Linked DNA regions of Homo sapiens: region 1 is linked to region 2. Evidence: chromatin loops called from intact Hi-C (ENCODE). Cell type or tissue: Caco-2. All regions are shown on one strand.

The links. Peaks named below come from ENCODE experiments on the same cell type or tissue, not always from the same donor. Only the 100,000 strongest peaks of a DNase experiment are listed, where the experiment ranks them.
Region 1: it touches region 2 in a loop (2.7-fold over the local background); 3 of 110 quality-filtered maps call a loop at or near these places.

The regions. Positions count from the first base shown.
Region 1 is chr9:107,140,334-107,145,333 of GRCh38, forward strand. No RefSeq gene overlaps it. Among named protein-coding and RNA genes, the nearest start is that of RAD23B, 140 kb to the right of the region's middle. In Caco-2, a CTCF peak has its summit at 1,880; no DNase peak of the experiment used is centred here.
Region 2 is chr9:106,630,145-106,635,144 of GRCh38, forward strand. The region is part of intron 1 of LINC01505 (long intergenic non-protein coding RNA 1505); the gene reads left to right. Among named protein-coding and RNA genes, the nearest start is that of LINC01505, 17 kb to the left of the region's middle. In Caco-2, no CTCF peak of the experiment used is centred here; a DNase peak (open chromatin) is centred at 2,667.

The DNA of each region.
Region 1 (5,000 bases), 510 kb after region 2:
TTTTTCAGTCTGGATTCTCAACTGCAAGCAAGAGAAATGGACTCAGACTTAAGCAGAAAAGGTATTTAAAGAAAGAAACATTGGATGTTTACAAATCACTGGGAAGGCTAGAGAATTGGTTCTGAAAATTGGCAAGAGCCAAGGACGGCTAAGCAGACAAGATATTCAGGAATAGGAGCTGCCTGAAATGAAACGCACTGCTGCCAACACCAGGTATGGGGTGCTGTGCACCAGCACTGCACGCCAGATGCTGTCATGGGCACCATTGCCACCACCTGTTCCCTACTTCTTTGCATCACTTGAAAAAGTTAGGGCCAGGTGCAGCGGCTCACGTCTGTAATTCCAGTACTTTGGGAGGCCAAGGTGGGAGGATCACCTGAAGCCAGGAGTGTGAGACCAGCCTTGGCAACATAGCAAGACCCACTCTCTACACAAAATTTAAAAATTAGCCAGGCATTTTGTGCACACCTGTAGTTGCAGCTACTGGGGAGACCGGGGCAGAAGATCGCTTGAGCCCAGGAGGTCAAGGCTGCAGTGAGCTAGAATTATACCACTGTGCTCTAGCCTGGGTGACAGAGTGAGAACCTATCTCAAGAAAAACAAAAAGTCAGGAAAATGGGGAGCATAACTCTTCACTCCTTAAGTACACGTATGGCATGGAGACTTCCTTCCAAAATGTACAGTGTGGAAAGCGGGGCAATGGTTAGCTTTTCAGTGGCAAAGCTGAAGAATCACAGAAAGTGAGGTGTAAGGACAAGGTAGGAGTTGAGGATAACACCCAGGTTACTTACTCAGGATACTAAGTGGATGGTGGAGCCATTCCATAAAATGAGAAGCCCAGGAGTAGAAGCCAATGGAGGAAGAAATAGAAGTTCCATTTTGGATATGTTGAAATTGGAGAGTTCATGGAAATGTCCCATAAGGAAATAAATATATGCATGTGGATCACGAAGAAATGGTCAAGCCTGAAGATGAGATTTTGGGAGTTACCAGCACATAGATTGGAGTGAATGAGATCCCTAAGGAAAGCAGATTGAAAGTAAGGAGAAAGCCGGAGACCCAATTCTAAAGAAATCAACATTCAAATCCTGGGGAGCGGGGAGTTCACAGTCCCTTGGAAAAACTGAAACAAGAAAAAAGTGGATAATCAGGACACAGGAGTATCACTGAGGCCAATTGAGGAGACACTTTGAAGGAGTGAGTAGTCAACACTGTCCATCGCTACAGATAAGCCAAGTCAGCTAGAGTTTAGGGAGGGCTCACCAGGTCTGGAAATGGCCAATATTCAAATGGAATATTTCAGATGAATTCCTTTGCAGGCAACTGCAGTGAGTTGAAACCCTGAGACACTGGATAACCCTTGCCCAAAGTCTGGCCATGAAGGAAAAATAGAAATGGGTGTTTCTAGAATGAAATATCAGCTTGAACAAGGATTTTTTAATGAGAAAACACCTGAATAAACTTCTGTGTTGAGGAGGAAAAGTTGGTAGAGAGAAGTTGAAATTTAGGAGAAAATAAGGTGAGATTCTTGCTGGTCCTGGAAGAAGGGTCAGCAAGTGGGGACTGGTAGAGGAAATGGTCTTCCATAATGATATGGTTTGACTGTGTCCCCACCCAAATCTCATCTTGAATTGTAATCCTGATGTGTTGACGGAGGGACCTGTAATCTCCATGTGTTGAGGGAGGTGATTGAATCATGGGGGCGGTATTCCCCATGCTGTTATTGTGATAGTGAGTGAGTTCTTATGAGATCTGATGGTTTTATAAGTATTTGACAGTTTCTCCTTCTCAAGCTCTCTTTACTGCCACCTTGTGAAGAAGGCACTCGCTGCTTCTTCACCTTCCACCACAATTGTAAGTTTCCTGAGGAACTGCAGGTCAATTAAAGCTCTTTCCTTGACTAATTACCCAGTCTCTGGCAGTTCTCTATAGCAGTATGAGAACAGACTAATACACACGCGATGAAAGAAACTTCTTTCCCTGAATTGGGAGGGAAACTAGGCAGAAAGGCTGAGAACTCTGATGAAGTCAGAATTGAGGATGGAAGGAAGTTGTTGGGGGTGTTTCTTCTTCTATTTTCCTGGAAAAGCAGAAAGCAAGGTCTCAGGAAGAGTGGGAGAATTTGGGGACAGCCCCTATGGGGAATGGGAGAGGCTTCGTGGAAACCTAGGCCACATGGACAGCTTCCTAGGAAGTCCTAAAAGCCCATTGGAGGTTGGGGATCATGACTCCATAGGAGGGAACATGTCAGTGGCTGGCTGGATCCAAAGGCAGGGCTAGCAAAGGGGAGAGCCACCAGGGAGAGTGGACACAGAGTTCTCCATGGAGTTCTGCTCTGCAAGTCACTTGGGCCAGGCCCCAGTGTTCAAAAATAAGCACTATCTCAGAAGGAATGTTCTTTTTCCCATTTTGGAGGACAGCACAGTCTGCTGGAATTTGGCCAAATCCTGGCTTTGTCTTACTTCCCAGGACTAATTAATGGCCTCCTAGGAATATTTTTGCCCGATACCTCTCTGACAAAACTGTGTGAGAGTTCCCAATAAAGAAGTGGAAGCAGAAGTGGAACCCTCCTTCCACGTGAGGGTTTGTTGACCAGGAGAAAAAAGCTGGGCTGGTTCATATTCTTCATGGTTCTGAAAAGCCATTATAAAAGCCCAGGGCAAACTCCCGGAGACTTGGGAGTGAGAACCTAGCCTGCCCACATCTCAGACAGGAGAGTAATTACCTTCTGTTTGGAATATGCTGCACTTCTTCTTCCTTATTGCCTGGAAACAATCCTTTGAGTTAGTGTCATGTATTTCCACACTTACTTAGTTTGGCATGGAGGAAGGAGCATGAATTCTAAAATTAGATCAAATTTACCTCCACCGTTTGCAAAATCCTATATAAACTGCTTCTCATATCTCAGACTTCAATTTCTTCATCTGTAAATAGGGGTTAATTAAAACTACCTGGTGGGGTAGCAGTGAAGTTGAAATGAAATAATATATGAGAAGCCCGGAATATACAAAGCACTTGCTACATGGTATCTATGTGAGCTGGCTCACAAAAGCCAATTGTGAAATATTCAGGAATCTTGCCAGTCGGTGGTTAAACCATTAGTAGCCTGAAATCAGCCATGGTGTGAGTCCTTATACCATAGAAATCAGCAAATGCAATACATCAGGGCTTTTCCTTTTTTCTGGAAATCTAGTTTAAAAACCACTATTATCATTATCATTATTATTACTATTATTATTATTATTTTCCTTCCTCTTCCTTATACCCTGGAAACAACCTCTGAGGTAGTATTATACCCACTTTACAGAAAAAAAAAAAATGAGGGTTAAATTAAATGACTTGCCCAACATCAACAGCAAGTGAGAAATATCTGATTTTTTGTTTGTTTATAAATCTAGTGCAGTCTCCACTCCACCACAGCAGCATGAATTCAACGCAGCGCTGTTCTAAGTACGCACAGATTCTGTGTTGGTTTCTGGTTCTCCTTTTCCAGGCACTTTAGTGGACATGTGACCTTTCAGGGCCTGCAGCTACCCCCTGGACAACTTAGTTATATCAGAAAGCCAGAGCTCTGTGCCTGCTGCAGAAAGACCCAAGGAGTTTCGCCTCATCTTCAAGCTTTCACGTTTGTTATTTTCACCATCTACTAATCACTGTATTTCTATACACACTTCACCGTCTAGATGGCATCTTTATGTAAGTGGCTTTACAGGCTCCAGAAACACGAGCTCATTGTCTCTCAGCAACCCAGTGGAGAGAGTCAGAGATCAGAGAGAGCCCTTATTTTTTTGGGGGGGGGGAAAGGCATTAAAATTTGCTTTTATTATTGATGATCTCCTTACATTTAAAACTTGAGGAGGTACATATCAAAAAATAAAACTTTTGAGACTTAGGTAAAGAGATAAGTGGTGGGTAATAAAGACGGAGGGTGGGGGGTCGAATGTGGTCATTATGTCAGAAATACTCTTGAGTGAGGGCCCTGGAAGTGAGCACACACTTATTTCAGAGGTTCCAGACAACAAGGGCAAGAGACAAACACAGTAAGTCACATAGACCTCTTTTTTTAGTAAAAAGGAATCACTGGTTTGAGTGTCAGTCATGCCAAGCAACATTTGAATAAACTTTCAATGGCAATTTTGTTAAAAGGGCAAAGACCTTGTTCATAAAGGCCAGTTCTTATTCTGGCCTTTAACAGTAAGTTGAGAGATGAGAGCCCTTATTTTACAACTGAGAAAAGTGACTTGGCCCAGGTCTCCTAAGGAATTGGAGGAGTGGCAGTCGGCTCTTCTGCTCCAGCCAAGGCTGGTCCACTCACCAGCAAAGGGCTAAGCAGCAGCTGTAGCCTCTCTCCTGAAGGAAGAGAAAATGTCAAGGGCTATCAAGACTGTAGCTGCAGGGCATAAACTCATTACCAGCTATGGTTAAGGATTAAAAAAAAAAATCCCTGTGTGATATACTACCATCCAATTATGAGCTTCACCCAGGCTTGAAGCAGTTGACACTGTCCACAACAAAGATTCTAAGCCCAGTCTGGATGAGAACATGGTTTGCATTCTCTGGCTACAGGGTGATACTAAGATAGATTTGGGGAAAAAAAATAATAATAACATGGAGAGATTTTCACACTGCCAGATTATTCGAGCTGACATTATTACTATCACGCCCAGTGATTAAGAAGAAAATAAAGGCAGAGTCCCACTTGTCTAATTTGATTACCAGAAAACCTCTGTGTTGATTACTAACGTCTGCTTGCAATTGGGGACAGAAAAAAAGGTATCCAATCAGCTGAAAGCCGGGAAATCACACACAGGAGCCTGAGGTCTGTGTAAATGAAATTTAATAATAAATGGGATGTGCTCCCAGATCAAGAGGTAAATAACAGGCAGAGAAAAGGAAGGTTCATACTGTTTAGGCAGGAAGAGGATTCCAGCCAACCTGGAATACGTGGAGAAATGGTGTGCATTGAGAGGGGAAGACATGCTCAGGGCAGGAGCAAAGTG
Region 2 (5,000 bases):
GAAAAGAGCCCAGAGAGTTCTGGGCAAGGAAGGAAGGCCAATGTGGATGGAGCAGAGTGCAGAAGGTGGGGTGGGGAGAGAGGTCAGGAAAGCTACCCCACATATCACTCAAACACTTTACAAGGACTTGTTCCTTTGTTTTTCAAGTTTGTCTATAATCCCCTTAAGCAGGTTGCCTGAAAAGAGCATAAGGGTTATGAACACCAACTGTATTTCAGACTGCGTAGATACAAATTCTGGCTCCATGAATTGCTAGCTGTGAGACTTTAAAGTGGTTCTGTATTTTTCTCTGGATCTTCACCTATAACTGGTCCTAATAGTAGTACTCACTCCCAGTGTCTTGAGAATTAAATTAGTTCATATACACAAAGTTTCTAGAACAGTGTCTGGCATATAAGTGTTGCCTAAGACCTATTTATTACTATAATGGGGCAATGGCCTGACTCCTGTTTTTCTCTAGCTTTTTAGTCTATGTCAATTCAGGTTCTCTGGGAAGCAGACAGGCTGGGTAGGGAGAGCTTCTGGTGCAATACCCATCTGAGGCCCTCTTGGAGGACCCACTGAGAAGCTCTAGAACAGATTCCCTGAGCAGAAAAAGTCAGGTTCTAGTAATGCTGCCATGTTTAGTATGCTGAACATAAACATGAAATTTAAAGGTTGAAGTTTGAAAGCTGGTTTTACCAGAGGTTATGGTTTGAATGTTTATGTACCCTTAAAATTCACATGTTGAAATCTTGGCCTCCAAGGTGATGGTATTAGGAGGTGAAGCTTTGTGGATAGTGATTAGGAATGGGATTAGGGCTCTTGGGTCTTGGGCCTAAGGGAATGTGTTTCTCCTTTTCATTATGTGAGGACACAGCAAAAAGTTGCCATCTATGAGCCAGAAAATGGGTCTTTGCCAGACCTCAAATCTGCCTATGTTTTTATTATGGAATTTCCAGCACCTAGAACTATGAGAAATAAATTTCTGTTGTTTATGAGGTACCCAGTCTATAATATTTTATTATAGCAGCCCAAAGGGAGTAAGACAGAGTCCAAGGAGTGCACATATCACTGTTATAGCTTCTCACTCATTAAGTAGCTCCCCCAGCTCCCTGACCCTCCTTTGAATCTCCCAGACTCTCAGCCGAATTACACTGTCTACTGTCCCCTGGCCCTCCTGGTCTATTTGCTTTGAATAATCCCAAAACCATCCCCCCATACTGATCCATGGAAAAATTCTCTTTCAGAAAACTGGTCCCTAGTGCCAAAAAGGTTAGGGACCACTGTTGAAAGCCTTTTTCACACCTAGCAAAGCTAAGTTATCATTATGTATTTAGCTATGTATAGCTATGTGTGTGTTTACATGTGCACATGTATGCATGTTTAATACAAGCAAAGGTATTTTGGGTAAATAATGGTTTACCATGGTTTGGGTATGTTTGGGTAAATAATGATTTTCAAGTCAACTGAAAGGGATATTTGTGTGTGTGCATGTATGTGTGTGAGAGAGAATAAATAGCATATTGACAAAGTCACCTGGGCCAAATCACGGAATACCTGATAAGCAGTGTGAGCCATTGGATAATATTTCATATGCAATGATGGAATGGAGAGTCAATGGCTTTATTCATGATCCAAGAACTAGGGTCATGAGAAGGCAACCAGGACCAGAGTAGGGAGATCATGAGAAAATCCCAAAGCCGCAGTCCACAGTGGGGCCCAGACCTTAAGAACCAAGAAACTTGTCCTAAAGACACAGAAACAGAAATGGAGCCTTGTGTTAGGCTTGATCCTGTCAACAATGGGGAATCAGTGAAGGCACTAGAGAGTGATGGTCACATATGTGATGGAGAAAGATCCCAGTGAGAATGAACCTAGAGAGAATGGGGAAGGGAGAAGCTGACTCTGGGAGACCAGCTTGGCATTTATAGTAACAATCAATGCTGGAGGAAGATGACAATCTTTGAGGAAACATAATGAGTTCATTATAGGACAAACTATACAAGATTCATTAGAGTGTGAGTGAATTGTAGGACTTGCTGAAATGCTGACTTCAAAGGACTGGGAGATGGAAAAAGAGAGGGTGCAATCAGGGAGGAAGGAGGAAGCAAATGACCAAAGAGAGGAGTGTCAAAATGCAGAAATGTTTGATCTCTTCAACATGATGGAGAAGATGAGTGAAGTTTGCACTGAAAAAAAAGCAAGGTTTTGAATTGTGTTGGTCCCTGGTGATCATTGATAGAGCAATTTTATAGAAGGTGGTGGGGCCAGACCATATTGTGGGTGGATGATGCATTAGTGGGAGGTAAGGATGTGAAAGCAGATACATGATGTGGAGCACAGTGGAAACCATGGCTAGGCTTTGATTTCCTCCAGTCATGTTTGCTTAACCTTTTCTAGTCTTCTTCATACTTTCTAACAGTTTCACTACATCCTGAATTTTCTCTACAATCATTTGTCATGTTGTCCTTTGATATATGGTCTTTATTCTATCTTTGCTACAGACCTTTTTACTCCTGGACTCCTTCTCTCTTGAGATCCTCTATAGGTTTACAGTCAGAGCTGCCTGTTTGATTGTTGCTTCACCTTCTCTTTCCACTTTCCCTGCTCCAAGTGGCGTGTTGTAGAAACATAGCTAGTCATTCTCTGAAATTCTTAAATCAGCTTTTCCAAAGTCCAGGGACATACCTTGAGTTTCATCAGCCACACACATAACCTTACTTTCAGAAGACTTCCTGCTAGCATTCCTGAGAATGTCTGTCATGCAGAACGAGTGGGGTCTTGCCTATGTCCCTTTGCTAGTTAATCTTTATACAAGAGTATATAAAGATACCTATATATCAAACCTGCACGTTGTGCATATGTACCCTAGAACTTAAAGTATAATAATAAAAAAATAAATAAGAAATAATTAACAAAAGATACATTTGTGGCAATTGTCATGTTAAAATCAGCATATAAAATAACATTAAATCTGTAGACCACATAGGGATGACAGGTCATTTCAGTCCGTGAATGCCTATCTTGTTCGACCATGGATGCTAAGAAAGAGAGAAGTCTCCTCCCTTCTTTTCTCCACTTACAATGTCTCTGAAATTAGTACTGCTCACACAATCCCAAAAAACTCATAGAACTCTTTCTTGCTGGGAACACAAGCTCTGCATGCTACTTCAGGTCTCACTAAGATTTTTGCTACATGCCAACCTCTAGTCTATAGCATATGCTTAGTATTAAAGTGGATAATGTAACAAAAACTTGGACCCACTCACAGAGAACTACCATACTTTTTTTTTTTGCTTATTACTTCTTGCTTAGTCATTATTTCTCCAATCTGATAACAAATGTATTAGGCTGGTGCAAAAGTAATTGCAGTTCTTGCCATTGAAAGTCATGGCAAAACCCACAAGTTACTTTTTTGCACCAATATAATACAATTACCAGGATTAGCTGGATGACCAGATTCCTCATCTAGAATGGCATGGTAGCTTTCTCCCAAGTCTCTTATGTGAGTATATCCTGTGTTGATCAAGATATAAAATGCAGTTTGATAAGGATGCCAAGACATTTAAAAATAAAAGAATAGTCTTTTAAACAAATGCTCCTGGATAAACTGGATATCTGCATGCAGAAGAATAAAGTTGGACTCCTATATCACACCATGTACTGTGCAAAAATTAACTCCGAATGGGCAAAAGACCTAAATGTAAAGGCTAAAGCTATAAAACTCTTAGAAGAAAATATGAGAGTTAATCTTCATGACCTTGAATTAAGCAAGTCTTATTAGGTATGATACCAAAAGCACAAGCAACTGAAGAAAAAAATAAAGTGGACTTTATCAAAATGAAAAATATTTCTGCTTTAAAGAACACCATTAAGTATGTGAAAAGACAATTCACAGATTAGAAGATTTTTGCAAATCATATATCTGAAAGGATAGTTGTATCTACAATATAGAAAGAAGTTTTAGAACTCAATAATAAAAACAAAAGCCCTATTAAAAAATTGACAAAAGATTCCAATAGACATTTCTCCAATGAAGATATACAAATAGATAATAAGCCACATGTAAAAATGTTCATCATTAGCCATTAAGGAAATGCAAATCAAAGCTACAGATAAATACAACTTCATACCCATTAGGATGGCTTTAATTTAAATGACAGACAGGAACAAGCATTGAAGATGAGTAGAAACTGGAATCCTCTTACATCACTGATGAGAATGCAAAAAGATATGGCTGCTTTGAAAAACAGTCTGGTAGTTTCTCAAAAGGTTAAACGTAGAGTTGCCATACAACTCAGTGATTCAACTCATAGGTATATAACCAAGATAAATAAAAAACATATGTTCATACAAAAAGCTGTACACAAATGGTTATAGAAGCATTATTCACAATAGGCAAAGAGTGGAAATAATCCAAATGTCCTTCAACTGATAAATGGATAATCAAATTGTGATATATTTTATTCAGCCATACAAAGAGATGAAGTGCTGATACCTGCTACAATATGGATAAGCCTTGAAAATACTATGCTAAGTGAAAAAATCAGACAGAGAAAAAAAAAAAAAACATGCAATGTGTGAATGTGTGATTCTACTGATACAAATCTCCAGAATAGGGAAATCCATAAAGACAAATTAGTTTTTGTTTAGGGCAGAGATGAGGAGCTTAGAGAGTGATAGTTAAAAGCTATGGGCTTTTTTTTTATGGGGGAGGGTGTGGTGAGGAAAAAAGTGTTCTGAAACTAGATAGAGCTGATAGTTTCACAACTGTGTTATTAATACACTAAAAACACTGAATTGTAAATTTTAAAATGATGAGTTTCACATATCATTCATCTGTTATGTGGATTACACCTCAATTTTAAAATGTTAAAGTGGAGGAAAAGAAAGGGGAAGAGAAGCAAGAGGGGAGAGGAGGGGGAAGGACAGGAAGAATAAGAAGGAGAAGAGGGAGGAATTAGAGGAAGAAAAAGAGGAGAAGGAGGAGAAGGAGGAGGAGGAGAAGAAGTAGTAAA